Regions from separate parts of the Homo sapiens genome. Here region 2 is linked to region 1. A link is a contact called in ENCODE Hi-C or POLR2A ChIA-PET data. All regions are on one chromosome and are shown on one strand. The core of a region is the stretch at or near the end of the contact, and the rest is flanking DNA. Distances in the headings are between cores, read along the strand shown.

Region 1 (7,121 bases), core at 4,072-6,571:
GCTTCCATTGTGGTAGATGAAGACCGATCACTCTTGGACTGTCATCTGTTCCCCTTCCTCCTAACCCTCCCAAAATATACATATCTCAATGTTTTATAAAATACCCAATATTCAATGTTTATTTGATTATGCCCATGTAATTACTATTCACAGCTACACACTGTGGTACACTCTGATTACATTGCTTTTCTAAATTTTTGTTTTTCTTGAACTTATACTAATTGCCTTGTTTACTAAATTGCTTAATTTTCTTTGTGCTTGTCATTTGCTCAGTTTTGCCACACTTTCCCAATGCCTTTCATTGTAGTTTTCCTGCCAGATCTACCCGATTAGGTAGCCTATCAGTGCTAATTTCTTTCTTGCTCCCTGATACCTTCATTCTCTTCTATTAGTACTGGTGGCTTCCTAGGCCCCCTGCACAGCTGTCATCCTGAGACTTCCTTTTGCTTTCATCTTATGAAATTTCCTCGGCTTTTGTCCTAAGTTTGATTTCTGGTTTTTTGGTTCTCATCTCTTCCTCTTGGTTTTCTCCTTTTTTTTGGTGGAGTACATCCTCAAGTAGCTTCATTAAGATAAAAACTCAGTAGAATTACAGAAGGCAAAAATGATGATCGTGCTCCAATCTGAAATGGTTGACCTCTACACCTAATGTACAGTCTTCATACTGAAATCTCTATTATTCTCTGGAGTCTTCATCCACATCTCACTTATGTTGGATATCCTGTTTTCTGCATCCCACATTTTCCTCTTTAATGTACTCATTTCATTTTGATGGAGCATAACATCTGGTGGCTGAGAAAAAGATGTTTAGGAGGCAAATTTTTTGAGACTTATCTGAAAATGTGTTTATTATATCCTTATACTTGACAGTTTGGCTGTGTGTAGAATTATAAATTGTAAACATTTTCTATGCAGAATTTTGAAATAAAATCTCTATTGTGTTCTAGAGTCCAGAGTTGTTGAGAAGGCTAAGGCTATTTGACTATGAATTTTTCTATATGGCTCATAGAAATCTTCTCTTTGAAGCTCATAGAATCTTCTCTTTGTCCCCACTGTCTTGAAATTTCACTCAGATGTGCCTTTACATGGATCTATTTTATTCCAAAAATATGGTCACTCAGCAGATATTTTCAGTCTTGGAAATTCATTCTTTCAGATCTAGGAAATGTTGTTATGATGATGACTTCCTCTCTCTTTCAGAAATTCCTATTATTCAGATACTGGATATCTTGGACTAATCCTCTAATTTTAATTTTATTCGTTCTTATTTTACATGTCTTTGTCTTTTGATTTGCTTCTGGGAAACTTTCTCAACTTTGTTTTCCAATCTTGAGTTTTTCATTTCTGCTCCCATGCTGTTAATTTCTAAGAATTTTTTGTCCTGTATAATTGTTATGGCACCTTATTCTTGATGTATGCTCAGAGTGTCTTTTTTTTCTTTTCTAAGTTCTCTTGACATTTTCTCCTAGACCCTATTTTCCAATTGTCTGGCCTCTGTCTTCCATGCTGAGGGATTTACTTAGAGCCTGGTATCCCTACATTATCTGTTCTCCATTAGGAGTGGGGAATTGAAAGACTGGCTGTAAACTCTGACGATATTGGTGAGATTTGTCAACTTTGAGCTTCACTTTAATCTATCTGAAGGGTTGGAAAACTACCAATGCCATTATCTTTAGGTCTTTCCTCTTGGATGGGTCATGGAGTGGATCGGCTTTTGTGGGGCTAGAAACTTACACAATTAGGGACTTTTTTTTGTTTGTTTTTGTTTTTGAGACAGAGTCTTACTCTGTCACCTAGACTGGAGAATAAGTGGTGCGATGTTGGCTCACCTCTGCCTTCTGGGTTCAAGTGATTCTTGTGCCTCAAGCCTCCCGAGCAGCTGGGACTAAAGACATGAGCCACCATGCCCAGCTAATTTTTGTATTTTTTGTATAGATGGGGTTTTGCCATGCTGCCTAGGCTTGTCTTGAACTCCTGAACTCAAGCGATCCGCCCACCTTGGCCTCCCAAAATGCTGGGATTACAGGTGTGAGCCACATACCTGGCCAGGAAGCTAAATTATTTCTATCAAGATGAACTGTGAATCAATTAAACCTCTTTTCTTTATAAATTACCCAGTCTCAGGTAGTTCTTTATAGCAGTGTGAAAATGGACGAATACATGGGGAAATCATCTTGTAAATAAGTGACAGCTGGGAAAAGATAAAAGGAGAAAAGAGCCTGACACACAGCCCTCAACAACACCAATATTTAGGGGGATGGACAGTAGAGGAGGGAACTACGAAGAACAATAAGAAGGAGCTGCCTGAGAAGTACACAGAAAAAAATAGTGGATGGTTAATCAGAAGCCAAGAAAGAATTTCTAGCTCTAAGGAAGAGTCAACAAGTAAATGCTTTAGGAGATGGGATGAAGACTGAAAATGCTCATTGACTTTTTCCCCTGTAGACTATATACACTCCAGGAAAGGTGCAATATCTGCCTTGTTCGTTCTTTCTTTTAATACCTTTTTTATTTTAGATTTTTGTGGCTACACAGTAGGTATATATTGTGTTGTTCATTCTCGTATCATCACATGGAATAGAATAGATCCTCAATAAAAATAAGTTAAAGTAATGTGAATAGACTAACACATTTAAAAGAGAAAAATAGATTAAACTATGTTAGCTAAAGAGCTTCAACCTCACTCTAATTTCTTTCGTTGTGAGTTTTCCTAAGCTATTTTCTCCTAAAAATGTTAACTTTCCTTTCCCCATCCCCAAAAGATGGGTTGTTTTGCCAATAGTACCTTACAATTTTCTCAAAAAAGGTGTATATATTAGATAAAAATTATCTAGACAAAACTCCATAACCGTATTTCACCCCTCTAATCCCGTTATGTATGCTATTGTTGTGCCAAACTCCTACTAACCTCAATAGAGAAGGTACCAGGTTCAAGAGGCCAAGAAGAGACTGGAGAGCCAGTAAATGAGACATGGGTTTGTATTAGGAGCTTACAGTCCAGTGGTGACAGAGGGGAAAGAGTCCAGTGGCAGCGGGCTGGACAGAAGAACCAGCTATGTATAGAAGTGGTCCAGTGGCAGTGGGGTGGACAACACATCTCCCTTCCTGCTGTCCTCTGGCAGCGGGCTGGACAACATAATTGCACGTCCCAAGGGCAGGAAAACCGCAACTGCCTGTAAACATCATGCAGTTTATACAGCATTTTCACTGAACACCCTCCCACTAACGACCTCCACTTGGCAACCTGCATTTAACCCAAAACTCAGGGCCCTAATCCCCTGTATGGCCCATGTTCCAATGGATGGGCCGGTGGGTGGGGGTGGGGGTTTAAGATGTTTATCATAGACACAGAACAAATCTCCAGGTTGGCCACTCCCAGATTCCCTAGCTCAGAGCACACATTCAGGTGCATCTACCATACAGGGTCATTCTCAGGGTATGCTTACATTATTGCTATCAGATGCGTTTATGTTGCAGGTCTCTAATGATTTACACCTCCCTGGTTCCTTGCCTGGGGTAGTCCCAGTACAGGGAGAACAGCCCTTACGAGCTGATCTGATGCCATGTTAGGTACACCTGATTTTGAATTCATTTTGGCTTTTAGAGAAATCGGATAATTTCCCGATTTTTTTTTTTTCTTTTTTTTTTGAGACAGAGTTTTGCTCTTGTTGCCCAGGCTGGAGTGCAATGGCGAGATCTCGGCTCACCGCAACCTCCACCTCCCAGGTTCAAGTGATTCTCCTGCCTCAGCCTCCCAAGTAGCTGGGATTACAGGCATGTGCCACCACGCCCAGCTAATTTTTTGTATTTTTAGTAGAGACGGAGTTTCTCCGTGTTGGTCAGTCTGGTCTTGAACTCCTGACCTCAGGTGATCCGCCTGCTTCAGCCTCCCAAAGTGCTAGGATTACAGGCGTGAGCCACCGCGCCCGGCTCCCCTGATCTTATCTTTGTATTCTTTTTTATTGTATTGTATTTATTTCTGTCTGCCACATTTCATATCAAGACAGAATAACAGTGCTGCACATTAGGATCACCTAATTTTAAAATTGACATTTTAAAAATGTCAATGCCCAGGTCTCACCCATGACAGTTAAATCAGAAGGTCTGGAATAGTAAGCAGGCATCAGTGGTTAGTAAAGATCCTCAGGTGATGCCAATGTGCAGCAAAGTTTGGAAACTATTGGCACAACAGGTTTTAATCTCAGTTGTGACACTGGCCTTGCAATCTTGGATATGTAATTTAACTTCTCTGTAGAGTTAAATAACGTAAGAGTACCTATCTCAGTTAGTTGTAGGAATGAAATGATTGAAAATAAAGTGATTGGATCTGTGCCTAGAACAAAATAAGGGATACGAAATTGTGGGGCGGGGTTAAGATAATCTACTCCCTACATAAGTAGAGAAATGTCATAATTCATTCTGAGTTAGCCAGCCACACCCCATCCTTTAGCGTGGGCGGGCTTAACTACTGCTTCCCAGATGGTTTGAAAATAAGCTCCATGGACAACTCCTTCAGTGGTGAATAGTCTCTGCTCTCCTAAAATTTGTATTTTATTGGGGAGATAATCAACAAATACATACATAATTTCAGGCAGTGTTCAAAGAAGCCATGCCAAAGAAATAACCTTTACTCTGAATTCAGTGTGGTCTCTGGCTAAGAATATGCCCTGGCAGAAGGGAAGCCCTTTCTATTCTCTGAAAAGAAGTGTGTTTACCAAAGCATTAAATGATAAATACATTTTTTAACGGTGAAGTCACAGGTCTCACAGAAATACAAAATGAACACGTGTAAAAAATTTATTTACTCATTAACCCGGGGACCAGTAAGCTGTTAGAACCAGCTCTAAGCAGAATTTAAAGCACCCATCTATATTGTTGAATCAGGACTGGGGAATGAATTTACAAATCGATGCAAAATGGCTTTTCCCAAGGAAGGGTAAGATAACAATACGAGGGGTCTTACCGAGTTGTGCAGAGCACCACAAAGAAAAGCGGACAGCCCCTCTAGCAACAGAATGCCCGGGACGGTGTGCCAAACTATGGCTGTTTTTTCATTGAAGACATTCAGTAATTTTTTGTCCATTTCAATGTGTTTCATAATTTCTCCCTACAAAAAAAAATCACTCATCTCCAAAAACCCAGCAGCTAAGTAGTTCTTCTACATTATCTTGCTTTCATTTATCCTTAATCCTTTTGCCTTTGGCAGGGTTGGATGGTCTTTCTTCGCCCCCACCAAGGAGGCTTCGGAGGGAAAAGAGGGTGTAAATCCAATCCCTCCACTCCTCCAGGCACCCTCCCATTTCCGCCACAGGGGCGAGGATGGCTCAAGGCTGGGCTTGGCTCTGTCCCTTCCCCGCAGGCCCCGCCCCCAGCCCGCGCAATAATTGAGCTGCGCGCAAAGGTCACGTTATCAGCCTGTGACGCTTCCCATCCAGTACGTGGCACACATTGCTCAGAAAAGCCCCTTGTGCCCGCTTTCTGCCATCCGCGCTGTCTCGTGTCTCCCTTTTTCCATTAAATGCCTCTTTTCTTGCGGGTCTCATCTCGGGAATAGTGCACTACGGGGACATACCTATCCCCAACTATCCTAGGCCCGAGAACCAGCCCTTGCCTTCGCGTAACAGGCGGAGACTCGCTGAGGCGAGTTGCACTTCTAATTGGGCGTGAGGTCTTGTCAATCCCCAAGTTCTTCCAATCAGAAGTCCGGTCCATCCAGCCTTCCGCTCCCCATTGGCCTGTGTGGAGGAAGAGGGGTGGGTAAGCCGAAGTCGCTGCGCTCAGTGCGCAGGCGCGAAGAAGCTGGCAGGGGCACGAGCCGGGGGCGGGTTTGAAGACGCGTCGTTGGGTTTTGGAGGCCGTGAAACAGCCGTTTGAGTTTGGCTGCGGGTGGAGAACGTTTGTCAGGGGCCCGGCCAAGAAGGAGGCCCGCCTGTTACGATGGTGTCCATGAGTTTCAAGCGGAACCGCAGTGACCGGTTCTACAGCACCCGGTGCTGCGGCTGTTGCCATGTCCGCACCGGGACGATCATCCTGGGGACCTGGTACATGGTAAGGCGGGCAGGCGTGGCGCGTATGTCCGGGGGGCCTGGGGAGCGGGGCCTGGTGCGGAGGGGGTGAGACTGGAAACGGGGTGTTGGGTGGGGCGGGGACTTGGAGGGGCGCTGCTTTTTAAGGCGCGCCAACTCTGGATGAAGTCCAAGGACTTTGGGAAAGTAACCTTGTTCAGGAATCGGAGTCGGGGGAGCGGGGGGCGGTGGTAAGCATGGGGAGATTGTTCTTTGGCAAGAATTTGAGGAGAGAAGCGGGCTTGGGAGAGCAGAGGCTTTGCAGGCGAAGGGACGAGGGTGGTAGGATTTGGTGGGAATTCCTCTGTTTTGGTTCTTGTTGTATTTCTACGATCTGAAAGGCAGCATCTCCCTTCCTCCTATCCAGTGCTCCCTGGAATTTTTTCCTCTAATGAAATAATTAGGAGCGGACCTTGGTAAACGCAGTCTAGTTTCGACATTGGTCTTCCCGTTGGGAAAGCGAAAGATCCAGCGGTAACCCGGTTGTCCGCGTTTCTTGGACTTTGTTTTGTTTCATGCCTCTCTTGCATCTCCAGAATCGCTTGGGGGCGATAGCTTTTGCCTGAGTTGACGCCTGACCAGCTTTTGTCCTGGTGCAGCCTCCTCCCTGCGCAGTAGGTGCTTTTCGTAGCCGACCGGCTGTTTTTACAGAGACCTTTATTGAGAGCCCTCTCCATCCTGGCCACCTACCCCGGTATCTCCTGGGTTCCAAGATCTGTGTGATTCTGTCCTAACCAAGTTGACACTGTTGTTGCCTGGTGATTCACTAGTAATAAGTTTGTGATTTTTTCTTTTGTAATTCACCATTTATAGTATCCATGCACATTAAACCTAACTTGTCTATGACTTCCAAATATGGGATTCAGTTTAGGTAGTTTTAGGTTATTATGATTTTGCCGAAGCCGTGACAAACTTCCTACATGGTCGACTTGGCCACTTTAATGACTTCGCGAATGTGGTTGTGTGGGTGACGTTGGTGATACTGTGCAGTTTTTGATACTTAACTGCAAAAGAGGAAGAGAGTTATCCCAGACACAATCTGTTTTCTCTGTACTT
Region 2 (7,240 bases), core at 2,184-4,683, 540 kb before region 1:
CCTTTGAACTAAGGTCCCAGTGATTAAGAAAGAACGTGGGAAACTGTCATCAGCCATGCGGGAAGCTCTTGTTGGTTAGTCTAAGGCTCTGTCTCCTGGTATGACCTTTTTTTTGGCCACTTGGAGGTGTCAGGGGCCCCAAGAGGCCTGCTCCCCTGATGGGCCGTGATGGATGGACGTGACCATCACCTCTGCCCACTTCCCTGCCCAGCAGGGGACTGTGGAGACAACTCCAGCCAGCGGCTTCCTTGGCTTTGAGGCTAGTTGTCTGTGGTCTCATTTGCATTTATGTCACGGAAGAGTCAGCAGGAACCAAAGATAGACCTAGGGAAGAAACCAGCCATGTCGAGGAAGGGCCGCAGCACAGAGCAGGCTGCAGTCCCTTCGCAGAGAGTCAGGCAGGCAGGCACGGGCTGTGGCCAGAATCACTGGTTGCTACAGGATCAGCAAGGCCCAGCCGAAACCCTCCCTCCTCCAGGAAGCCCTCCTGCTGCCTCAGGGGAACTCCCTCTTTCTGCGCCTCTGTGCCTCTGTTAGAGCAGGAGTCACTGTGAGGAGGAGGAGGATGATAGGGTTCTGCTCCTGGTGAGTGCCTGGTGAGGAATTTTCTATGCATGACCTGGACCCCCAGGGCACCTTTGTACAAATTAGAAAAGGATCCCCCTTCCCGTGGGTAGACACAGCTCTGTCCCAGGGTAGTTACAGCTGTGTCCCAGGGTAGACACAGCTCTGTTCCCGGGCCATGGCGTTTCTGTGGGTCACAGCCATCTGTCCAGACTGAAAAGGAGACAGCTGCTGTGATCTCTGCCCACAGCTGGGAAACTGAGGCCATGTCACATTAGGGCACCTTCTCCCAAGGCTGCCGAGGCTCTCACTCCCTGCTCCAGCTGTGCAGGCTACAAGAATGTCTCCCTCATTCAGGGAAGTGGCATGCCGGGCTCTGTCTATCCCGAGATGCTATGATCTGAGTGTTTTTTTACTCCCGACAACGTGTATGTTGAAATTCTCTCCAGCAAGGTGAGGGTATGGGAGGTGGGGCCTTTGGAAGAGATTAGGGCATAGGACAGAGCCCTCCTGTTTGGGATTAATGCCCTTATAAAAGAGACCTGAGGAAAACCCCCTTGCCCCTTCCATCCATGAAGATGCAGCAAGACAGCCCCCTCCAGGAATCAGAGAGCCAGCCCTCCCAGACACCGAAGCTGCTGACACCTTGATCTGGAACTTTCAGCCTCCAGAACTGTGAGAAATACATGTCTGCCATTTCTAAGCCACCCCATCCACGGTATTTTGTTGTAGCAGCCTGAATGGATTGAGATAGGGGACCTCACTTCCAGCGAGTCTCAGAGGGCACTTGGCTAGGCCCAGCTAGAGGCTGGCCTTGTTGCTGCAAATCCTGAGCCAGAGGACAGCCTCTTCTACCAAGCACTATGGCCACCTGAGAGACAAAACACAGAGCAGGGCCCTAGCCTAACTGCCCTGCAACTTCAACCCCAGCATAGGGAAGGAGCCATCTCTCCATTGGGTCATTGATGCCTTCCCAGCAGGCAGGCCATGCCAGCTGCCTCAATGCACCAAAGTAAGCTCAAAAAGGATTTGTGATGCCATCAGCCACTCATTTCAGACCCATTCACCTCCTCCAGGATCTTTTCTCTATCATCAGGCATCCATAGACTCACGTGGACGTGTTGCCCAAAGCCCACTCACAAAGCATCTAACCCAGCCTTAGCACACCTGGGCCCCCACTCTCCCCACACCCATGGCAGATGTCACTAATGGATCACTGCACTTCTTCCTGTTAAGCCTGGATTGAACCTCAGAATCCTTCTCAACCCAGTGGCACAGCCAGAGCCATCTGAGTTGGAATGTGTAAGATGCAAGCTATTGTAGCCATCCCCGATGGGTCGATGCCCAGATTTAAAGATGACAAAACTGGGGACCAGCAACAGGAAGGAAATTGTGCCAGTCACAGAGCCCATCAGCAGCAGAGACATGGCAAGAAGCCCACGTCCCTCTTCTGAAATGGAGGCTGTGGTGGTTTTCATCAGGGAAGTTTTAGGGGACTCTTCACAGTTAGTGTTGCAGGCCCTGGGGCAGCCCTTGTACATTCCTTCAATGCCGGCCCTGGAGGACCATATCCCAGGCTTGAGTGCATCAAAAGGACCCACTCTTCCATCCCCGTGGCGGCTCCAGGGACCAGCAGGGGCAGCAGGGCAGGCCTGACCTTCATACACAGTTCCCTGCACACACTCGGCTAACTGTGACCAGGGTGAGAGCGGGCGCAGTGGGGGAAGGTTGTGGGAGGAAGGGTCAAGGGCCTCTGGTGACTCATGATGTGGGCTCAGGGAGTGTTGGCTGAGCCAACATGTCTGGCTCGAAAAAGAGGATCACCAGAGGCTGAAGTGCGGGGGCCTCATGAGAACCGAGGTACACCAGGAGCTCAGAGGTGGGGCCAGCATGTTCTGGGGGTGTCTACAAAGGCTTCCGGCAGCTCAGAGTTCAGCCTGAGCAAACTCTTGCTCATTCATTCACTCATTCATTCAGCCAAGGTCAACTAGTGTCAAGCGTTGTTCTAGCCGCTGGGACACAGCAGTGAACAAAACTGACAAAACAAGCCTGTGGCCTAGGGGAGGGGAGACAATGAACAACATAAATGAGGAGAAGGCCGGCACGTGTGATGGTGATGAGTGGTAAGGAAGAGAGAAGGCAGGTGAGGAAGAGGGAGTGTTCCGGGAAGGTTGCAAGTTTAGACAATGTGGCCAGGGAGGGCCTGGCCATACCAAACAATTGACTAAACCTGACGATGCTGATGGAGGAAGCGTGTGGACCCTGGGGGAAAGGCCAGCATCTGCCAAGGCCCTGAAGCAGGAACATGGTGTGCTGGGGGGACAGTGGGGGGACAGGGCTGGAGGTCAGGGGTGGTGGGGTAGACAGCGGGAGGTTGGAGGTCATGGATAAGGCCAGATCCTGAAGGGCCTTGAAGCACAGAGTAATGACTTGGGATTTTCCTTAAGGAGGTGATATCGTGGGTTGAATTCTTGCCCCCAAAAAAGCCATGTTCGCATCCTAACCCCTGGAACGTGTGAATGCGACTTTATTTGGAAAAGGAATCTGTGGATGAAATTAAATTAAGGATCTCAAGATGAGATCATCCTGTGTTATCCAGGTGGGCCTTAAATCCAATCACAGGTGTTTCTGTAAGAGACACACAGTGGAGAAGAGAAGGCCACGTGAAGGCTGAGGCAGGGATGGGCGTGGTGCTGCCACCAGCGGGGGAACGCCAGGAACTGGAAGAGGCAAAGAAGGACCCTCTGAGGGCGCAGGGTCCTGCTGACACCTCAACTTCAGACTTCTGGCCTCCAGGGCTGTGAGAGGAGACTTTTCAAGCCATCCAGTTTGTGGTCATTTGCTATGACTGCCCTGGGAAACTGATCCTGATGGGAAGCCCTTGGAAGCTCTTGAGCGGAGGAGGGACATGCTCTCCTGGGCTTACTCCTAGCTGCATAGGAGAGTCTGAGCCGGGCAGGGACAGAGCTGTCGGGGAGTCACTACGGTGATGCAGGTGAGTGAAGGCTAGAACTGTGATGGATGGGGGAGGTCAGAAGAGAGGGACAGGCCCGAAAGGGGAAGTAGGAATGGGCGGGGCGGGGCGGGGGAGGTGGATGGCCAGACAGGGAATCCCTTGAGGAAATCCAGGGGTTGTGGCGGATTTTGTGATGCAACCTCTGCCTCCCGCGTTCAAGCAATTCTAGTGCCTCAGCCTCCCAAAAAGCTGGGATTACAGACATGCATCACCATACCCAGCTAATTTTTGCAGCCCTCTGGGGGTTGCAGCAGCAGGGCACGTATGTGAGAGAGGGGCTCAGGAGAATAGTGTGACCAAGGGAGGTGTCCTCCTGGAAACCTTCACCCCAGCCTAGAAGCACAGGATAGGAACCAACTTCCTCCAGGGCCAGCTTTCTGGCCTGGATGCTGGGGCTGTTCTGTCCTTGGACCATCCATGGGACGTGATGTTGAACCGTCCCCCTAGGACCCACTAGCTGCTGTCAGATTTTACAGCCTCCCCCATGCAACCACCTGGGGTGTTCGCTGCTCAGAAACTCTCAGAAAGATCACACAGGGCCAGGTGCGGTGGCTCGGGCCTGTAATCCCAGCACTTTGGGAGGCAGAGGTGGGCAGATTGCTTGAGGCCAGGAATTCAAGTCCAGCCTGGCCAACATGATGAAACCACGTCTCTACTAAAAATACAAAAATTAGCTGGGCATGGTGGCGCATGTCTGCATTTTTTGGAGGCTGAGGCATGAGAATCACTTGAACACAGGAGGCAGAGGTTGCAATGAGCCAAGATCGCGCCACTGTACTCCAGCCTGGGTGGCAGAGCAAGACCCTTCCTCAAAAAAACAAACAAACACAATGGTCGACCAGAACTCCAAAGGGACAGAAACTGTCAGCAATGTGCATGGCTGGCCAGAACTTTGACAATAAACACCTGGCCTTGGTGCCACGGGAAACTTCCAAGTCTTGGGGCTCCCAGAATCCGAGTGCTTGTGGCTCTCTGGGGCTGGTGGCCACACCTATGTTTGAGGCTTTTTGTGGTCTGGTGGTGCACAGCTTCAAGCAAGACTCAATCCTGTTTCCATGAAGCAGAAGCGAGGCCTTGGAGTGTGCAGGGAGTGAGTGCCACGGGATGGCTGTTCTTGCCTGGGAAGATGACAAAAGGGCTCTTTCCTTGGCAGCTCCCGTGGAGGAAGGGGCTGGCAGCACCCAAGAACACAAGCACAGATGGAGGCGTCCCTCTCCAGTGGCTGGGGCAGGCTCTGATTCCGCCTCCTGCATTTGGAGCAGCTGTAAGCTATCAGGGCCTGGCTGGCTGGCTCCAGGCCTCCCAACGTAACCAGCCTGCCCTGCTATCCTGGCCTGAGGCTGGCATTCCTCCCATGGTCTCTGCAGCACTCATCATCGGCGCTCCTGCCACAGCATGGGGACCTGGGCAGCCTGATGGACAAATATTGGGCAGGGAGGTAGGGAGATGCAGTTTCCTGGATTCCCTTCCCTTTATTGAATAGGAATCTTTGCACCTAAACAAGTCTGTGTAGAGTCCAGATTGTGCTCTTTGTCCTTGGTCCAGGAGGTCCATCTCTTTGAGCATCAGTTTCCTCTAATGCCAAGTGGAGACAATAAATTGCCCTTTCCAGGGTCCCAACAAGGATTGCCAAAGTCAGCGTCCTTGGATGTCTAGCCTAGCTCAGGTGCCCAGGTGTTTGATAAGTTCTCACTGGATCCACACTGGGTTGACTCTGGATCTGTGGAAATTCATAGAGGCCCAGTTGCCCAGCCTGGCCCAGCCCACACGTCCAGCTCTGCCTATGAGAGGACCTGTCAGATGGGCCGGGCCATGCCATGAGGAAGAGGTGGAGTACGGGGACGTGACCTAATGAGGTTGACAGAGCAACAGCTGGAACCAGAGATCGCCAAGGGGAGCGAGGCTGTGGGGCTGCTCCGGGATGAGGGGGTGAGGCAGGGCCCAGAGGCATCGGGTCCCATCATCCTTCTACAGAGAAGGACAGCCCTGAGAGGCTGTGATAGTCTGTGATAGAAGGTGACTCCAGCCTCAGTAAAGAACAAACAGAGGATGCCCCACAGACACCACTGGTCTCTCCTGAGACCCTGGAAGGCTGGGTAGAGGTGGAGCTCACAGCTGACTCAGAAGTGAGGAAGATATGGGGAATGAGAATTCGGCTCAAGTCTGGAGCCGTGGCTGCACCAAAAAACACACACAGAGCCCGGGGGTGCAAACCACTCAGACAGGAAAACCAGGGCCAAATGCCCCCAGCTTCCACCTCAGCAGCCCCATCTGCTTGCCTGGAGGGCGGGGTGACTCCAGCACGGGCAGCCTGAGAGCTGCTGAGACCGGGTGGTCTCTGATGTGCTAGCCTCCTTCCTTTATTCATTCACTCTCCAGACATTAATTGAGCATTAACTCTTCACCAGACTCCTGGACACAGCAATGAACTGAGAGCTGCTGGGACCCATTGGTCCAGGGGGAACTACTGGAGGCTCCAGGACCCCCAGGAGTCTCAGTCATCTCTCTCTTCATGTGAGGCAGGAAACCCTCAACTGCCCCCACCCCAATTCCCCCACAATCCCGCCCCCAGCTGTGAGGAGTCTCCCTCCACCAGCTGTGAGGAGTCTGGGTCCTATAGCTGCAAGTCCTCCAGTTCTGGAAGCAGCCCTGTTCAGGAAGGGTGTGGTCTGGTCCATGCCTCACTGCCTTAGGATTTGAGCCACTTAGAATTCTCTATCCTCTGAATCTCAGGGTTGGGGGTGCTTATCACCCTAGAACTTGGTGTTTTCAGATCTGCAAAACACCTTAGAGCTAACAAGCTAACTTCCTGGCCCTTGGAAGCTGTCCAGCCTCACTGACCAGCTGCCGCTTATGGGGGTGTTGTCCCTCAGTCGATTTTTCAGAGTCAACCAATGCCAGGTCTGATCTCTTCATCGGCAGCCTCTAGCAGTGCCCACCTAGCATGCAGGGGAGCAGAGCTCAGTGACAGGGAACATGTGAAGAGCCCCAGGAAAGCTCGGCCTTTAGGTCATGTTCCACAGGGGTTTAGTGTCAAGAGTGAGGGAGGTTGGAGGTCTCGCCCATGTCAGAGCCCCCCAACAGCACAGTTTCAGAGAGACATTGGCACGCTGCAGGGTGCTCAGATGAGGATGTGTTGGACGGTGAAGGCCCTGGCAGTGACCACAAGGAGTGGCTGAACCTGGGATGGGCTATCCTGAGAAGTGAAGGCTCAGACTGGGGATGCACTCATTGCTGACCAATCTATGCACCCATCCATGCAAAGCAGGGCTAGTGGTCCATTCTGTGGCCCCCAGGGCAAGGCTAAGGCTGAATAGGGAGCAGAAAGGAGAGACAGTTTGATGCCCAGATGGAAGAAATGGAGAGATCAGTGCTGGGTTAGTGGTGACTTTGGGCCCAGCCCTGCCGACTCAGTGGTCAGCATCTGGTCCCCACTGGAGATCATGAGACAAGCACGAACGCCCTGGGCTTCCTCCACCTGGCAGCCCTCCCCCGGGGAAATCAGGCTCTCAGAAGGCTGAGCCTGCCTCAGCCTGGGACCTTGGGGACAGGCCTCTGTGAGGTTAGAGGGACCTCAGGCAAGCCTTCTGAGTAGAGATGTCCTGTGCCTTCGCCTCACATGGCTTTTAGGGAGCTTGCTTTTTGAGATGGTACTGACAG

The links. A loop is a pair of places that touch in the nucleus more often than their neighbours do. ChIA-PET counts read pairs that join two places held with the same protein, here RNA polymerase II (POLR2A). Pooled maps may share reads with other maps.
Region 2: a loop to region 1 is called in a pooled map, with 4 times the contacts of the local background. The contact joins the promoter of HS1BP3-IT1 here to the promoter of LAPTM4A-DT in region 1. A Hi-C loop is called at or near these places in 1 of 168 maps with a recorded cell type or tissue (mammary epithelial cell), 1 of 37 single-sample maps with no recorded cell type and 4 of 50 pooled maps. POLR2A ChIA-PET finds 5 or more read pairs at or near these places in 1 of 52 experiments (HepG2).

The regions. Positions count from the first base shown.
Region 1 is chr2:20,050,337-20,057,457 of GRCh38, reverse strand. LAPTM4A-DT (LAPTM4A divergent transcript) reads right to left here and starts at 5,321. Exons shown (of 5, transcript NR_187142.1): 1 at 4,964-5,321. It overlaps LAPTM4A (lysosomal protein transmembrane 4 alpha), which reads left to right and starts at 5,830. Exons shown (of 7, transcript NM_014713.5): 1 at 5,830-6,048. The coding sequence starts at 5,938. RefSeq lists enhancers at 5,820-6,019, 6,555-6,694.
Region 2 is chr2:20,588,741-20,595,980 of GRCh38, reverse strand. It overlaps HS1BP3-IT1 (HS1BP3 intronic transcript 1), which reads left to right and starts at 3,433. Exons shown (of 2, transcript NR_046836.1): 1 at 3,433-3,559; 2 at 4,734-5,206. It also overlaps a transcript of HS1BP3 not described here.